2 separate regions of the Homo sapiens genome follow, and region 1 is linked to region 2. A link is a loop called in an ENCODE intact Hi-C map of the cell type or tissue named here. Cell type or tissue: GM12878. All regions are shown on one strand. Each heading gives the region's core, and the rest is flanking DNA. Links, peaks and the distances in the headings are about the cores only.

The links. Hi-C counts contacts between places; a loop is a spot of excess contacts. Peaks named below come from ENCODE experiments on the same cell type or tissue, not always from the same donor. Only the 100,000 strongest peaks of a DNase experiment are listed, where the experiment ranks them.
Region 1: a loop joins it to region 2, with 3 times the contacts of the local background. A loop is called at or near these places in 1 of 110 quality-filtered maps.

The regions. Positions count from the first base shown.
Region 1 is chr9:75,073,758-75,082,098 of GRCh38, forward strand. It overlaps NMRK1 (nicotinamide riboside kinase 1), which reads right to left. Exons shown (of 9, transcript NM_017881.3): 3 at 3,733-3,823; 4 at 3,402-3,450. Among named protein-coding and RNA genes, the nearest start is that of NMRK1, 10 kb to the right of the region's middle. In GM12878, for the core only: a CTCF peak has its summit at 3,593 (motif pointing left); no DNase peak of the experiment used is centred there.
Region 2 is chr9:74,843,140-74,851,480 of GRCh38, forward strand. All of the region lies in intron 3 of TRPM6 (transient receptor potential cation channel subfamily M member 6), which reads right to left. It also overlaps the pseudogene RNY4P1. Among named protein-coding and RNA genes, the nearest start is that of TRPM6, 41 kb to the right of the region's middle. In GM12878, for the core only: no CTCF peak of the experiment used is centred there; a DNase peak (open chromatin) is centred at 4,893.

The DNA of each region.
Region 1 (8,341 bases), core at 186-8,185, 230 kb after region 2:
AACAAAAAACTCCCACACCGATTGTGGATTTGTGTCTTTCTCTCCTCTTAGCTCTGTCAGTGTTTACTTAATGCATTTTAATGTTATGGTATTAGGTAGATAAAAATTTTAGGTTGTTTTATCTTCCTGTCGAAGTAACTCATTTCTCTCTCTCTCAGTAATACTCAGCCTTAAAGTTTACTTCGTTTGGTATTAGTATAGTTGCTAGAGTTATAACAGTTCTTTCAGTAGGTGTTTCCATCATGGATCTTTTTCTAGCCTTTTACGGCCTATATTTCTATGTCCTTATACATATCCTTTTTCTTTTTTTTCTTTTTTGAGACAGAGTCTCGCTCTGTTGCCCAGACTGGAGTGCAGTGGCACAACCTTGGCTCACTGCAACCTCAGCCTCCCAGGTTCAAGTGATTCTCCCGCTTCGGCTTCCTGAGTAGCTGGGACTATAGGCGTGAGTTACCGCACCTGGCCATTAAGTCTTTCTCTTTTAAGGAGCTTATTGTTGGCTTAAAAAAAAAAATACCAGTCTGACAATTTTTGGAGTATTTTAGTTCCTTTCACTTAATGTGGCTACTGGTATATTTGGGCTTAAATCTATCATCTTACTATTATTTTCTATTTTTCCACCATCTTTTGATTTATTTATTTATTTTTTTGAGACAGTCTCACTCTGTCACCTAAGCTGGAGTGCAGTGGCATATCTCGGCTCACTATAGCCTTTGCCTCCCGGGCTCAAGTGAGCCTCTCGCCTCAGTCTCCTTGGTAGCTGGGACCACAGGTGCGCACCACCACACCTGGCTAATTTTTGTATTTTTTGTAGAGACAGGGTTTTGCCATGTTGCTCAGGCTGGTCTTGAACCCCTTGGACTCAAGTAATCTACCCACCTTGGCCTCCCAAAGAGCTGGGCTTACAGGTGTGAGCCACCACACCCGGCCATCCCTTGATTTTTAATTTTTGTTTTGACTTCTTTCATATTAATCAACTATATTCCATTGAAAATGAATTATTTCCTCTACAAACTTGGTAGTTCCACATTTTAAAACTATCCTGTTTGTGCTCAGAAAGCCTTGACTAGTACTTTGATTTACCTTAAATTTGTACATTTACCTAAAATGTTCAAGTTTTTCCTTAAGATAGATTCCTGATGTGAGATGCTTGAAGTCATGGCATGAACATGCTAAGTTTGGGACACATGCTCAACCTCCTTTCCAGAAAGACTGTACCAATTTATCTATATACTTCCATCTAAAGTATATTAGGGCCTTTGTTTTACTGAGCCCATGCTATCACTGGCTAATTATCATTGCTTTAAACATCTTCGTTTACTTGGTAAGTGGGAAAAAAAGTAACTTGCAGTTCTTTAAGGTTGACTTTTATTGTACATTTATTAATCCAATAACTGACTGCTTCTATGAAGAGCTTATTCACATCCTTAGGCCCTTTTCCTACTGGGATATTAGTTTTTCTTATCAGTTTGTAAGAATTCATTAAAAATTAGAAATAGTAATTCTTTTCCAATTGTTGAAAACTGTTTTTCCTTGTTTTTCACCCTTACTTTGTAATGATTTTTCTCACTAACCTCTGGACGAGAGGAAGAGAAGAAAAAAAAAATGATCCTGGCTGCAACTCAAGATGCAAGAACAGAGAGTGAGTCAAGAATTTTGCCTCTCATAAAACTATTATGTGTCTGTAAGAACTGATTGATAACACTTTTCCTAAAAGGTTATCAGTTAAAAATAGAGAACATTATGACTTTTTAAAGAGAGCTCCCTCTGTCACTAGTTTGTGTAAGTATTCAATGATCATCTTTTTAATTATAAAAGTTAATAAGATAATCAAATATTAAACTGCCTATTAGCATGATATTCTCTACAAAAAATGTTTTATGATAGGCTGTAATCCTTTGGCTTCAAAACTGTGAGCTTGGAGTAAGGAATGAGGAGAATCCATCTAAAATATATTCACAAACCTTTCTGAACAGAGAAAAAAACAAAACCAAACCACAGTGGCCTAGTACTTTGGCCACCAAGAAGGAAAGCTGAAAGAATGAGAGAATATAGTTTGCTCCAGGCAAAATTCTCTCATGGGTGGTTGAGGGTGGCCAATGTAGCTACTTATACATCTTCAGAACAGGAATGGGCAGAGGGACAGCAAGCCTAACTTGCTTCAGAAGAAAACCCTGTGATTCCATGTGGAGAAAGGGGAACCATCATATACTATTGGAAGGAATGTAAATTAGTACAGCCACTATGGAGAAGTACAGAGATTCCTCAAAAAATTAAAAATAGAACTACCTCATGATCCAGCAATTCTATTACCAGGTATATATCCAAAATAAAAGAAATCAATATATCCAAGAAATAGCTGCACTCCCATGTTTATTGCAGCACTATTCACAAATAGCCAGAATATGAAATGAACCTAAATACCCATCGATGAATAAATGAACAAAGAAAGTATGGTGTGTATATGTAATGGAATATCATGCAGCCTTAAAAAGAATGAAGTCCTGTCATTTGCAGCAACATGGATGGAACGGGAGGCCATTATGTTAAATGAAATAAGTCAGGCATAGAAAGACAAATATCCCATGTCCTCATGCATATGTGGGAGCTAAAACAAGTGGATTTCATGAAGATAGAGAGTAGACTGGTGGTTACCAGAGACCCGGAAGGGGAGGCAGGTGGGGGGGAATGAAGGGAGAAAAAAAAGTATTTATTACAAATGAACTGTACACTTAAGATTGGTAAAGATAGTAAATTATATAGGCATATTTTACCTCAATGAAAAAGAAGAAAAATCTATCATTTCAGTGTTTTCAGTTTTATTATTTCATTTTAAAAAATATATATTTTTGAGACAGGGTCTCACTCTGTCACCCAGGGTGGAGTACAGTGGTGCGATCTCGGTTCACTGCAGACTCAGTGTCCTGGGCAAAGTGATCCTCCCACCTTAGCCTCCAAAGGAGCTGTGACTACAGGCATGCACCACCACACCTGGCTAATTTTTGTATTTTTTTGGGTAGAGATGGAATCTCCCTATGTTGCTCAGGCTGGTCTGAAACTCCTGAGCTTAAGTGATCTGCCTGCCTCGGCCTTCCAAAAGTGCTGGCATTACAGGTGTAAGCCTCCAAGCCTGGCCCCAGTGTTTTCAGTTTTAAATATAAAACTGGAAAAAGGTTTTAACTTATTTAAATAGTTCAACATAAATCAGAAACCTACAAATGCAGGCTTAAAGTACAACAATATATTTAAACACATTTTAAGACTGCCTTCACAGATATAGTGAAGTTCTTTTTTTAAATTTTTGTTCCACAGAACCATCAACTTCAACATAGTGAAGTTCTTTGGGTTTGAAAAAGAAAATGAACATAAGCATATAATATTTGACAAGTAAATCTACTTACCATCGTACTGCAAAAATCCATTTTTATCTGTCTCTATCTCAGACTCTGGCTGGAAAAATAATAAAGTACCCATCAAAACAGTGTGTAGGAAAGAAATAATACAATTATAGACTAAAAAGGAGAGAAGTCTTTAATAAATGCTTTGGATGATCAAAGAAAGATCAGCACTGATAGACAGTGCCATCTAGTGGATAAGTAACACCATTGCACTGAGCCTAATTTCAATACAAAACGTAAATCTCTAGCCAAAGACTTCTTGGATGTAATTCAATTAACGTGGTGGTTAAACATTTTTGTATTAAATAAATAATTTAAGAAGTTTTATAGATACCTTGAAGAAATCATCCTGAGATATGACACTGCAATTTGGGAGGTGTTTCTGCAAATTCTTAGCCAGTGTTGTTTTGCCACTGTTTGTCACACTGAAGCAAAGAAAAAAGAAAGTACCAAGAAGGAAAATGCATTAAAAATCATTAAACACTTTTTTTTTTTTGAGAGACAGGGTCTCGCTGTGTCACCAAGGCTGGAGTGCAGTGGTGCAATCTTGGCTCACTGCAACCTCCGATTCATGGGTTCAAGTGATTCTCCTGCCTCAGCCTCCCGAGGAGCTGGGATTACAGGTGCCCGCCACCATGCCCGGCTAATTTCTGTATTTTTAGTAGAGATGGGGTTTCGCCATGTTAGACAGGCTGGTCTGAAACTCCTGACCTCAGATGATCCACCTGCCTTGGCCTCCCAAAGTGCTTGGACGTGAGCCACCAGGCCTGGCCCAAAATTAAACACTTTAAAATAATTTTTTAAGAGGGTATTTAAAGCAATATTTACTATTTAAGAAAAAAATGATTTCTTTCATAGATAGTGCCTTAAACCACAGGCACTGGTAGATCTGATGTACTTAATAATAAGAAATAAGCTGGGAAAGATGAAGGAGAAAGGTAACTACCAAGTAAGGGAACTGAGTAACACTAACACTTAAAAATACAGACACTGTGTTGGAAGCAAAATTTTTTTTGCCTATGTCAAAATATTCACATGGTTCATATGCAACACAGAGAATATGAGTAGCACATTTTAGTGCAAGTGTATAAAACTGCATATGGTCACTGTGATTTTGCCTCAAGGCACAGTGGAAAAAACAGAGGAGTGGCTTATTACAAGCCCACCTACCATGAAATCACATTTCCTCTGCGATGCCTCCTTTTCCCCATCTCTCTCCACCTGGGGGCCAGCTGGGAGGTCTGCTGTAGCTTATCACAACAGGCCAGTTATTTGTCTCTTCTGACCGGACTGTGAAGTCCAGGAGAAGGGGCACTGAGTTACTCCTCTTTAGATCTAGTTTTGCAGCATCGAGGAGATCACACGGGAGGGAGGCACTTCTCGATTCAGTCATTTATTGAAAGCGTGTTTTAACCTGGGGCTCATGTCTGTGAACATAAGTCAGGGCATCTGTGAACTTGAATGAGAAAAAAATTATACCTTTATTTTCATTGAATTCTGACAGAAATTTAGCATCTCCTTTAATTATAAATGTAAGTGATATAAGTACCTCTGACATTCACCAAGAGAAATCACAGATGTTTTCATATTATGTTGCAGTTGGGGTGGATATCTTGAAGTATCATCGATGTTCATTATTGTTTCTGATTTATGGCATTGTTTAGACCCACTTCTGGCTATTGTTATTTAATATATTAACATAGAAGAGTATATATCACAATATCACAAATTTGTTTTTAAAAATATTTTTATAACTATATTTCAATATAACCAATTTCTTTTGTATTCCTGCATTTTATTTTGTACACTTAAAACTATTACTCTGAGGTCAAGATTTCACCATACCACCAAAATGTTCACAGCACAAAAACCTCCTGACTACACATCTATTTGTAAGAAACTTTGCTTAATCCCAGATGAGATCAATCCACAAATACTTATAATCTAGAAAAGGGAAAATGAACTAATATCCATTCATCAAAATGGCTTGTATATAACTCAATTACTACCTTATACCTCAAGGTAGAAGGAACCTGATTCACAAGATTTCTCATGTAACCTTACGATATACAATTGGGTAGGATATGGGCCATCTCTTTGAAAACGATGAAAAGTGAGTGGGTGCTACCCTATGTATCAAGAACATATTATGACTTTTCCCCTTCTTTAACAAAAATGTCTGTAAACCATACCAAATGTCCATAGTTTAGGTATTAAGTTTTGGTTTAAATGAGATAGTGAACAGGGGTGACTTTATTACAATATGAACAATCTGGCTAGAAAAATCTGTCATTTTTTAGACTTATCTCTGTTAAGATCACGCAGTCAAACCAACAGTAGTAATTAGATCCTTTCTCACTGACTTAGCTAAAGCTAATGAGAAATACACACCCCATTTTTGCACAAGCCTTGGAGGAGACAGATCGGCTAGAAGACAGTCTGAGATATGGAGAGGAGAGGGGAGAAAAAGTATTTAAACAAGCCTGCACCTAAGATCCACACTCAGACTGCAGACATCCTGGTCAGGTGACAGCTCAGGCCACCCAAAACATGGCGGAAAGGAATAGGAACCTTCCTTGGGGAAGGGAATAGGATGGGGGAAAGGGATAGGAATGGGGGAATAGGATGGGGTAAAGGAATAGGAAGGCCACCCAAAACATGTGGGAAAGGAATAGGAACATTTTCCTATGGCACGCCCACAACCACCACGTGTAGCTTGCGTGTGCTACCCAACCTGAGGAGAAGCGTGCCCAGCATGCATTCTGTCCTAGGATCTGAGGAAGGAAAAAGGGTGACTACTTGGTGCCACTCCCTTCTTTGCTCACAACACCCAAATAAATGCACAACTCCTGGCCCATTTATTTTTTATGTGCCAGGTAACAAGAGGGCTCATTGTATTTGGACATAACAGTGGGCTGGGGAGAAGTTAAAAGGCTGTCTGTAATTACTCAAACACGTGGAGAATACATTCTGCAACAGGTAGATGTTAATATTCCAATTTTCCAGTTGAGGAAACTAAGGATTGAGAAGTTGTATACTAATAAAACTAGTCCATGTTAAGTAATGGAGATGGGAAAGTCTAATGCCAGGATGGATTTAAACTTTTTTATGTTGTGGGACTCTGAGAGAATCCCATGAAGGTTATCATCTCTTTCCCCAGTGACTGAGTTTGGATGTTTGTCCCCTCCAGATCTCATATTGAAATGTGATCCCTGGCCGGGTACGGTGACTCACACCTGTAATCCCAGTACTTTGGGAGGTCGAGGTGGGTGGATCACCTGAGGTCAGGAGTTCAAGACCAGCCTGGTCAACATGGTGAAACCCCACCTCTATTAAAAATACAAAAATTAGCTGGGCGTGGTGGTGCATGCCTGTAGTCCCAGCAACTTGGGAGGCTGAGGCAGGAGAATCGCTTGAACCCAGGAGGCGGAGGCTGCAGTGAGCCGAGATTGCACCACTGCACTCCAGCCTGGGCGAGCAAGACTCTGTCTCAAAAAAGAAATGTGATCCCCAAGCTGGAGGTGGGGCCTGCTGGCAGGTGTTTGGCTCATGAGGGCAGATCGCTCATGAAGGGTTTGGTGCCATCCCCATGGTAATGAGTGAGTTTTTGCTCTGTTGGTTCACGTGAGAGCTGGTTGTTTAAAAAGTCTGAAACCTCCCTCTCACTCTCTCTTGCTCCTTCTTCCGCCATGTGACATGCTGGATCCCCTTCATCTTCCACCATGACTGTAAGCTTCCTGAGGCCCTCATCAGAAGCACATATCACCACCATGTTTCTTGTAGAGCCTGCAGAACAGTGAGCCAAATAAACCTCCTTTTCTTTATAAATTACTAAGCTTCAGGCATTCCTTTATAGCAAGACAAATGGACTAACACACCCAGAAAAATGACTGTCTTTACATTTGTGTTAAATTTCCAGGAAGTTCATGGATGCCCCCTGAATTCCTTCAGAACCCCTGTTATTTGCAATTGAATAATTACTAAGTTATTACTTCCCTATGAAGTAATTATTCGATTGAGGCTTATTGGACAATTACTTCCTAGGGAAGCAAGTGGCTAAGTTCATAAGATGCAAGGCAGGAACAAAAGTCGCCTTAACTGAATCCGGCATGGGCTTCACAGGTGCAGCAGCACTAAAATGAAACTGAGGCACTTGGCCAGGAGCAGTGGCTCATCCTTGTAATCCCAGCACTTTGGGAGGCCCAGATGGGAAGATTGTTTGAGGTCAGGAGTTCAAGACCAACCTGGATAACATAGTGAGACCCTGTTTCTTAAAAGAAAAAAATTAGAAATCATGGCACTTGCTAAATAAAAGATAGTGGAAAGAAGGCTTTCTTAGGGAGTTATGGATAGTACCTAGTACACAGGACAAGACAGAAGGTAGGTTTCTAGGTATACGGCCCTGTATTGGGACATTGAGAAGAGGGAAATCTTATTTACAGAGATGCCAGATGAAGGCTGGATTGGATCCTGTAGTGGACTTTGTAGTTGCCTCTCCAGGTTCCATGTCTGTTTTCTAGGTCCGGTTGGGACTGCTCCCACTCTCAATTCCAGAACAGAACCCACTGACCTAAACCAATCAGTGTAATCCCACCTCTTTTACCATGGTGGCTGAGTGTATGTGGACCAGGCTTATCCAGCAAAGGGAGACCTATGACCTAGGGGAAGAGAAGCATTTCCCCTTCTGCCCAGTGACAGGCTATGAAGAAACAAGTCACAGGGCTCCTAGTAGATCTTTGTGACCAAAAGGATAAGCCAATTCTAAGATGAACCCAAATGAAAGACACATAAAAGAGAGAAAAACTGCCTTTGGTGATACCACTGAGCTCCTGTATCAAATTTTTCCCGCAGCCTGCTACCCCTGAGGCTAATACATTTCCTTTATTACTTACAGATGGCCTTCATACATCATGATATTCAGATTTAATTCTCAATAACTCGGA
Region 2 (8,341 bases), core at 247-8,246:
ATTTCAATGAACCATTTTCTTTATTCATCCATAAGAAGCACCTCCTCATCTAATCAAGTTTTTTAATGAGATTCAGTCACACCCTTCAAGCTCCAGTTTTAATCGTAGATGTCTTGCTATTTCCAGCACCTTCTACAGTGACTTCCTCCACTGAAGTCTTGAACCCCTCAAAGTCATCCATGAAAGTTGGGATCAGCATCTCTAAAACTCTCATTAATGTTGCATTTTGACCTCCTCCCATGAATCACGAATGTTCTTAATGGCATCTAGAATGGTGAATCCTTTCCAGAAAGTTTTCAGTTTACTTTGTCCAGATCCATCAGAGGAATCACTACCTACAGCAGCTAAAGTCATACCAAATGTATTCCTTAAATAATAAGAGTTGAAGGCCAGGTGCGGTGGCTCACGCCTGTAATCCCAGCACTTTGGGAGGCCGAGGCGGGTGGATCATGAGGTCAGGAGATCGAGACCATCCTGGCTAACGTGGTGAAACCCCGTCTCTACTAAAAAATACAAAAAAAAAAAATTAGCCGGGCATGGTGGCAGGCGCCTGTAATCCCAGCTACTTGGGAGGCTGAGACGGGAAAATGGCATGAACCCAGGAGGTGGAGCTTGCAGTGAGCCGAGATAGTGCCACTGCACTTCAGCCTGGGCGACAAAGCAAGACTCCATCTCAAAAAAAAAAAAAAAAAAAGAGTTGAAATTTAAAGTTATTTCTTGATCCATGGGCTGGGGCTGCAGAATGGATGTTGTGTTAGCAGGCATGAAAACAACATTCATCTCCTTGTAATATTTCCATAAGAGCTCTTGGGTGACCAGGTGTGTGGTCAATGAGCAGAAATATGTTTAAAGGAATCTTTCTTTTTTAAAGCAGTAGATCTCAACAGTGGGCTTAAAATATTCAGTAAACCATACTAAAGACAAATGTACTGAGATTCAGGCTTTGTTGTTCTATTTATAGAGCACAAGTGGAGTACATTTAGCATAATTATTAAGGGACCTAAAATTTTGGCATGGTAAATGAGGGCTGGCTTTAACACAAAGTCACCAGCACAGATACTGATAGACTTGCTCGATCCAAGGTTCCCACAAACCTCCAATTGTCTCCTAACAAGAGAGTCAGCCTGTCCTTTGAAGTTTTGAAGCCAGACATTGACTTCTCTCTAGCTATGAAAGTCTCAGATGGCATCTTCTTCCAACATAAGGCTGTTGGTCTACATTGAAAATCTTTGTTTAGTGTAGGTACCTCATCAATAATCTTAGCTAGATCTTCTAAATAACTTGCTGCAGCTCCTCTGTTAGCATTTATTGCTTCACCCTGAACTTTTATATTACAGAGACTGCTTCTTTCTTTAAACCTCATGAACCAACATCTGCTAGGTTCAAACTTTTCTTTTGAAGCTTTCTCACCTCTCTCAGACTTCATAGAATTGAAAAGAGTTAGGACCTTATTCTGGATTAGTCTTTCATTTAGGGGAATGCTGTGGCTGGTTTGATCTTCCATCCAGACCACTCAAACTTTCTTCATATCAGCAATAAAGTTGTTTCTTTTTTTATCATTTGTGTGTTCACTGGAGTAGCACTTATAATTTCCATCAAGCACCTTTCCTTTGCATTCACAACTTGGCTAACTGTTTGGCACAAGAGGCCTAGCTTTCAACCTATCTCAGCTTTCAACATGCCTTCCTCACTAAGCTTAATTATTTCTAGCTTTTGATTTAAACTGAGATATGCAAGACTCTTTATTTCATTTTGTTTCACTAAGTGGCCATTATAGGATTATTAATTGGCCTAATTTCAACACTGTGGCATCTCAAGGTAGAGGGAGAGAGACAGGATCGGTCAGTGGAATAGTCAGAACATATATAACATTTATCTAATTGGTTTGCCCCATCTTATATGGGTGCAGTTCATGACACTCCAAAACAATTACAATAGTGACATCAAAGATCGCCGATTAAAGATTGTCATAACAGATACAATAATGATAAAATAAAAAAGTTTGAAATATTGCGAGAATTATTAAAATGTGATGCAGAGACAAGAAATGAACATGTGCCACTGGAAAAATGGCACTGACAGACTTGCTTAATGCAAGGTTCCCACAAACCTCCACATTATAAAAAATGCAATATCAGTAAAGCACAATAAAGTAACATACATGAGGTATGCCTGTACTAAAAATCTCTTGCATACTCATGTTCATAGCAGCATTATTCTGAATATCCACAAAGTGGAAGCAACCCAAATGTCCATCGTGGAGAAGTGGACAAACAAAATGTGGTATATAAATACCATGGTATATGATTCAGCCTTAAAAAGGAAGAAAATTCTGACATATGCTATAACATGGAAAAACATTGAAGACATTATGCTAATTAAAAGAAGCCAATCACAAAAAGATAAACAGGCCAAGGGTAGTGGCTCACGCCCGTAATTCCAGCACATTGGGAGGGTGAGGTGGGAGAATCGCTTGAGGCCAAGAGTTCATGACCAGCCTGGGCAACATAGCAAAACCCTGTCTCTACAAAAAAATATAAAAAATTAGCCCTGTGTGGTGGAGCAAGTCTGTAATCTCAGCTACTAGGGAGGCAGGAAAATCACTTGAGCCTGGGAGGCAGAGGCTGCAGTGAGCCGAAATTACATCACTGCACTCCAGCCTGGGCAACAAAGCAAAACTCTGTCTCAAAACAAAACGAAAAGTAAGAATAATTTATCATTTTATGCATTATCTACAACATGTTGAATAAAACTAACAAAAATACAAATGTAGAGGGAAAGAGTTATAATTTAGATGAGTAATAAGAGCCTCTCTGACATTTTGGGATGGATGATTTAAAAAAAATTTACGTAAAAAATAAACAAAAATATCCTCCCTAGGAAATCAATTTGACATCAAGAGAGTTCTTATCTCTTCAAAATGAATATCAAGAAGCAGAGAAAATTTGTCATTTATTATAAATAATTGAGTACAGTTCCTACTGTGACTTTCACCTAACCTTGATTAATCAACAGATAAGTTGATCAGGTAAGTTGATTCTGCTTAGCTGCCTAGATATTAAATTTCTGTTTTCTTTAGATTTCTTGTCAATACAAACAAGTCAATTTATGGCCCAGTACATGAACAGACATTTAAGGCGCAAATTGTTTGCTTCTTTTTTTTCCCTATAATTAAAGCTCATTCTCTTCTTAAAGGGAAATTCATATTTCTACATTTATGTACCTCCTTTGCAAGAACGGCCCTATCATATTATTTTAAAGTTCTTGCTATACCTAATTCTCATTTAAAACAATTATATTGTTTTCTGGTATGAACTTCAGTGACACATTTTATATGAGAATTAGATAGGTATAGCAGGAACTTTAAAAACTGAAAACATTTTTCTTATCGATATTTTAGAATTTTTTTTCTTTTTTTTGTGAAACAGAGTCTCTCTCTCTGTTGCCCAGGCTGGAATGCAGTGTGACATGATCTCTGCTCACTGCCACCTCCACCTCCTGGATTCAAGCAATTCTCCTGCCTCAGCCTCCCAAGTAGCTGGGATTACAGGGGTGTGTCACCACGCCTGGATAACTTGTTTGTATTTTTAGTAGAGACAGGGTTTCACCATGTTGCCCAGGCTGGCCTTGAACTGCTGACCTCAGGTGATCCACCCACTTCGGCCTTCCAACGTGCTGGGATTACAGTCGTGAGCCACTGCTCCCGGCTATTTTACAATATTTTTCTAAAAAGCACACTTTTAAGAAATTATCTTCATCTATTAAAATCTTCAGACTTGGGTTTGTTTACACGTTCCAAAAAGCCTAGTCATCAGTCCTATGAGTCTACAAACCACACATGGCTCCATGCACTAATCCACCATGACATTATTCCTTTGCTACCTTGAGTACACAGACGAGGTGTTCTGCAAGCCAACAATGGTCTTTTCACAATTAGGTGCTGCTATTCACACACCATCAAGTTTTAACTGAAAATGGCTGACAATGTCAAGTACTAGCAAGGACACATTTCCTTTGTAAAAAAATTTTTTTAAATTATTATAACATTCTCACTTTTTAAAATTTTCACTGTTTAGTTTGAGATAAGGTCTTACTCTGTCACCCAGGCTGGAGTGCAGTGGTGTGACCATGGCTCACTGCAGCCTCAACTTCCCGTGCTCAATCAATTCTCCCACCTCAGCCTCCCATGCAGCTGGAATTACAGGCAACGACTATCACGTCCGGCTAATTTGGGGTTTTGCCATGTTGCCCAAGCTGATCTTGAACTCCTGGGCTCCAACAATCCTTCTCCCTCAGTCTCCCAAAGTGCTGGGATTTTTAATCATTATTTTAAGATGTTAATTTGCATTCAATATTGTCAAAGGCAGGCTGCTCTGATGGTAGTAGGTTATCAGAACTTACTAACATTAGTGTCACTAAAGTTGGTATACAACCCCCCACTGCTAAATTTGACTGGCTTTAATATATATATAGTCATATATATAGTCATATGTATAGTCATATACAGTCATATATATAGTCATATATATAGTCATATATAGTCAAAGTCATATATATATAGTCATATATAGTCAAAGACAAAGTATACTCTAAACCATTGTCATTCTTGATTTTAAGACCCATAAGTAACTTTGTGTCTCTGATTAAAGTTATGAAGCCTACACTCAGGAATTCTGAAAAATAGATAAATAATGAAGTTATGAAGCCCGTCTCAAGAAAAAATATATATGTAGCAGTAGTTCTCCCTTACCTTCAGGGCATATGTTCCAAGACCTCCAGCGGGTGCCCAAAACCGCAGATAGTACCAAACCTAATTGCTGTCAATCAGAACAGGTTTCTGTTCATGTCTTCCACCCACAAATGCAACGACTGTTTCATTTTAACTAAGCATTTATCAAAATTATGGCCCTGTGGCCATAATTTTGCAACTGAAGGTACAGCAGTAAAACTGGCATGAATTTCTTTTTCTTTCTTCGCAATTTCATGGATAGAAGATGGATTTGTACCACAGATCTTAGCAACCTCAGCTAACTTTTATTCTTAGCTTATTAAGCTGAGAACTTTCACCTTTTCACTTAAAGAAAGCACTTTATGGCTCTTTGGCATGTCCAAATTGCCTGCATCACTACTCTTGCACTTTGGAGCCATTATGAAGGGTTACTTGGATTCAAGTACTGCAATACCAAGACAGTCAATCAGATAACCCTGACAGCTACTAAGCCACTAACGGGTGGGGAGCGTCTGTAGCATGGCTAGGCTGGACAAAGGAATGATTCGTGTCCTAGGTTGGACAAAGCAAATGGCAAGAGATTTTATCATGCCACTCTGAATGGCACGCAATTTTAAACCCATAAATTGCTTTTTTTCTGGGATTTTCTATTTAATCTTTTTGGCCCATGAGAAACTGAAACAATGGAAGGTAAAATGGCAGAAAAGGTGGGACTACTCCTTCCAAATTTCTAAACCTTCTTTAATTAAAAATTGCATCCTGGTCCACAGTTTTCCTCAACTGCCCTGCCTCCAGCTAGATAGTAATGCCTGCAATGCCCCGCCTGAAAGAGTCAATATTCTTCTTGACAGCTTTTCATTCTAAATTTCTGTGTCTATATTCTGATGCACAATTAATTCCATGGACTACGTAAGGTGCAGTATACATTAGTAAATGTTATATTTAACTTCTATATATCTGCTTATCTGATGACAAATACATACAGTGAGAAGAAAAAAACGTAAAGAAATCTAGACAGGGCCAGAGCTCAATTTCCAAAATGTTCCAAAGAGACAATAGAGACAAATACATTTGAGTACATGGTGGAGAAATGTGGCTAGCTGTTATGGACTGAATTGTTTTCTGACAAAATTCATATGCTGAAGCTCTGACCCCTAATGTGACTGCATTAATTACCTCCTTAAAGTTTAGTTAAATTCAGCAGGGCACGGTGTCTCACGCCTTTCATCCCAGCACTTCGGGAGGCCGAGGTGGGCAGATCACCTGAGGTCAGGAGTTCGAGACCAACCTGGCCAACATGGCGAAACCTCATCTCTACTAAAAATACAAAAAATTAGCCAGGTGTGGTGGCAGGTGCCTGTAATCCCAGCTACTCGGGAGGCTAACACAGGAGAATCGCTTGAACCCAGGAGGCGGAGGTTGCAGTGAACTGAGATTGCACCATTGCACTCCAGCCTGGGAAATAAGAGTGAAACTTCATCTCAAAAAAAAAAAAAAAAAAAAGTTAAGTTAAATTAAGTCATAAGGATGAAGGATTAATTTGATAGAAATGATGTCCTTAGAAGAAGGAGAGATCCCCAGGATGTGTGCACACAGAGAAAAACCATCTGAAGACACAATAAGAAGGTGGCCATCTGCAAGCCAAGGAGAGATCACAAGAGAAACCAACCCTGCAAACAACTTGGTCTTGGATTTCTGACCTCCAGAACTGTGAAAAGTTCATTTCTGTTGTTTAAGCCACCCAGTTTGTGGTATTTTGTTATGGTAGCTCTAGGTGACTAAAATCCTGGCTATAGAACAGTGGATTGTACCTGACAAGCAGGGGAACCAAAAACAAGAGCTGAAGTGCAGGCAGCCTAGGCCATAAACAGGAAGCATCTAGGAAGCGATGTGTCCTGGAGCAAAAGCACTGGACCAGGAGATGGCCAACGTCATGCAAATCTCTACTCTCCCAAAGCCTCTATTTCTTCAACTGCAGTAATGTAAGGATTGGTTGGACAAGGTGGTCTCTAATGCCTTCCATTTCCTTTCATTGTGTAACTGAGAACCTGTAGCAATGCTCAGTGTTGCAGGACCCTGCTCTGAAAGAGGTGATCAGTGGGCTAAGGATACTTATTGTGCATCTGCTGTATTGAGCAGCATATGAAGTAGCACATGGTGAGAAGTTACAGGGGAAACAGAAGTGTCTACAACTTACAATCTCTTCAGAGAACTAGAACAGGGCTGGGCGCAGTGGCTCACGCCTGTAATGCCAGCACTTTGGGAGGCCAAGGCGGGCGGATCACTTGAGGTCAGGCATTCAAGACCAGCCTGGCCAACATGGTAAAACCCCATCTCTACTAAAAATACAAAAATCAGCTGAGCGTGGTGGCACGTGCCTGTAATCTCAGTTACTCAGGAGGCTGAAGCACGAGAATCGCTTGAACCCGGGAAGTGGAAGTTATAGTGAGGCGAGATTGGGCCATTGCGCTCCAGCCTGGGCGACAGAGGGAGACTCTGTCTCAAAAAAAAAGATAACCAGAACAAGCGCAGGTGATGAAAACTTCTGTGTATGTAAAAACCAACGTAAGGCCGGGCGCGGTGGCTCACGCCTGTATTCCCACCACTTTGGGAGGCTGAGGTGGGTGGATCACATGAGGTCGGGAGTTCAAGACCAGCCTGGCCAACATGGTGAAACCCTGTCTCCACTAAAAATACAAAAATTATCCAGGTGTGGTGGCAAGTGCCTGTAATCCCAGCTTCTCGGGAGGCTGAGGAAGGAGAATTGCTTGAACCTAGAAGGCAGAGGTTACTGTGAGCCGAGATCACACCATTGCACTTCACCCTGGGTAACAAGAGCAAAACTTCGTCTCAAAAAAAAACAAAAAAACAAACAAAAAAAAGGCAAAGTAAGAATATTGGGGTTCCATATGGAAAGGTTCTTAATGTAAAGGGAGGCACAGTAATCCCAAATGTACCGAATATACATAATCAGGATCTACTAGTTAGAATGGTGTCATCTGATCATCTTTTGGAACAAGGGTCACCCTTCAAAATGAAGCAGCATCTATTCAAACACAAGACAAATAATGATTCATCTGCCTGGCTTTTTCTACACAAAACATAAATTGAGGTAACCTCATCTGGAGAGATAACTCATTATGCTTTTATAAGGCAGTTCTTTAGTGCAAACCAACGTTCAGCTTAAGTATATTTCTATTCTGATTATCTATTTGATTTGAGTTGACATTTTATTCTTTTTTTTTCTAGTTCATTAAATTGTAGCAAGGTCCCATAGAAGAAACAGACCTCCAAAATTAAAAAATATATATTCATGTTTGTCTCTTTAATTACAACTTTTGAAGTCTCAAAGAACATATCACTAACAAGTACTAAAAGCTCACTTTATATAAATGTCAATTCCAGGAGGGGGGTTAAAAAAAATGTCAATTCCCTCTCAAATTGTTTTATAAATTCAGTAAAATACCCATCACTCAGAGCATTTCACAGCCATGTTAGAAACAAAGAATAAAATAAATTTAAAAAGAAAAAAAAATCAAAATCTCAAAATATTTTTCAGGGAACATGACAAGGTGATTCTAAAATTTATATTAAATCAGCTGGGCACAGTGG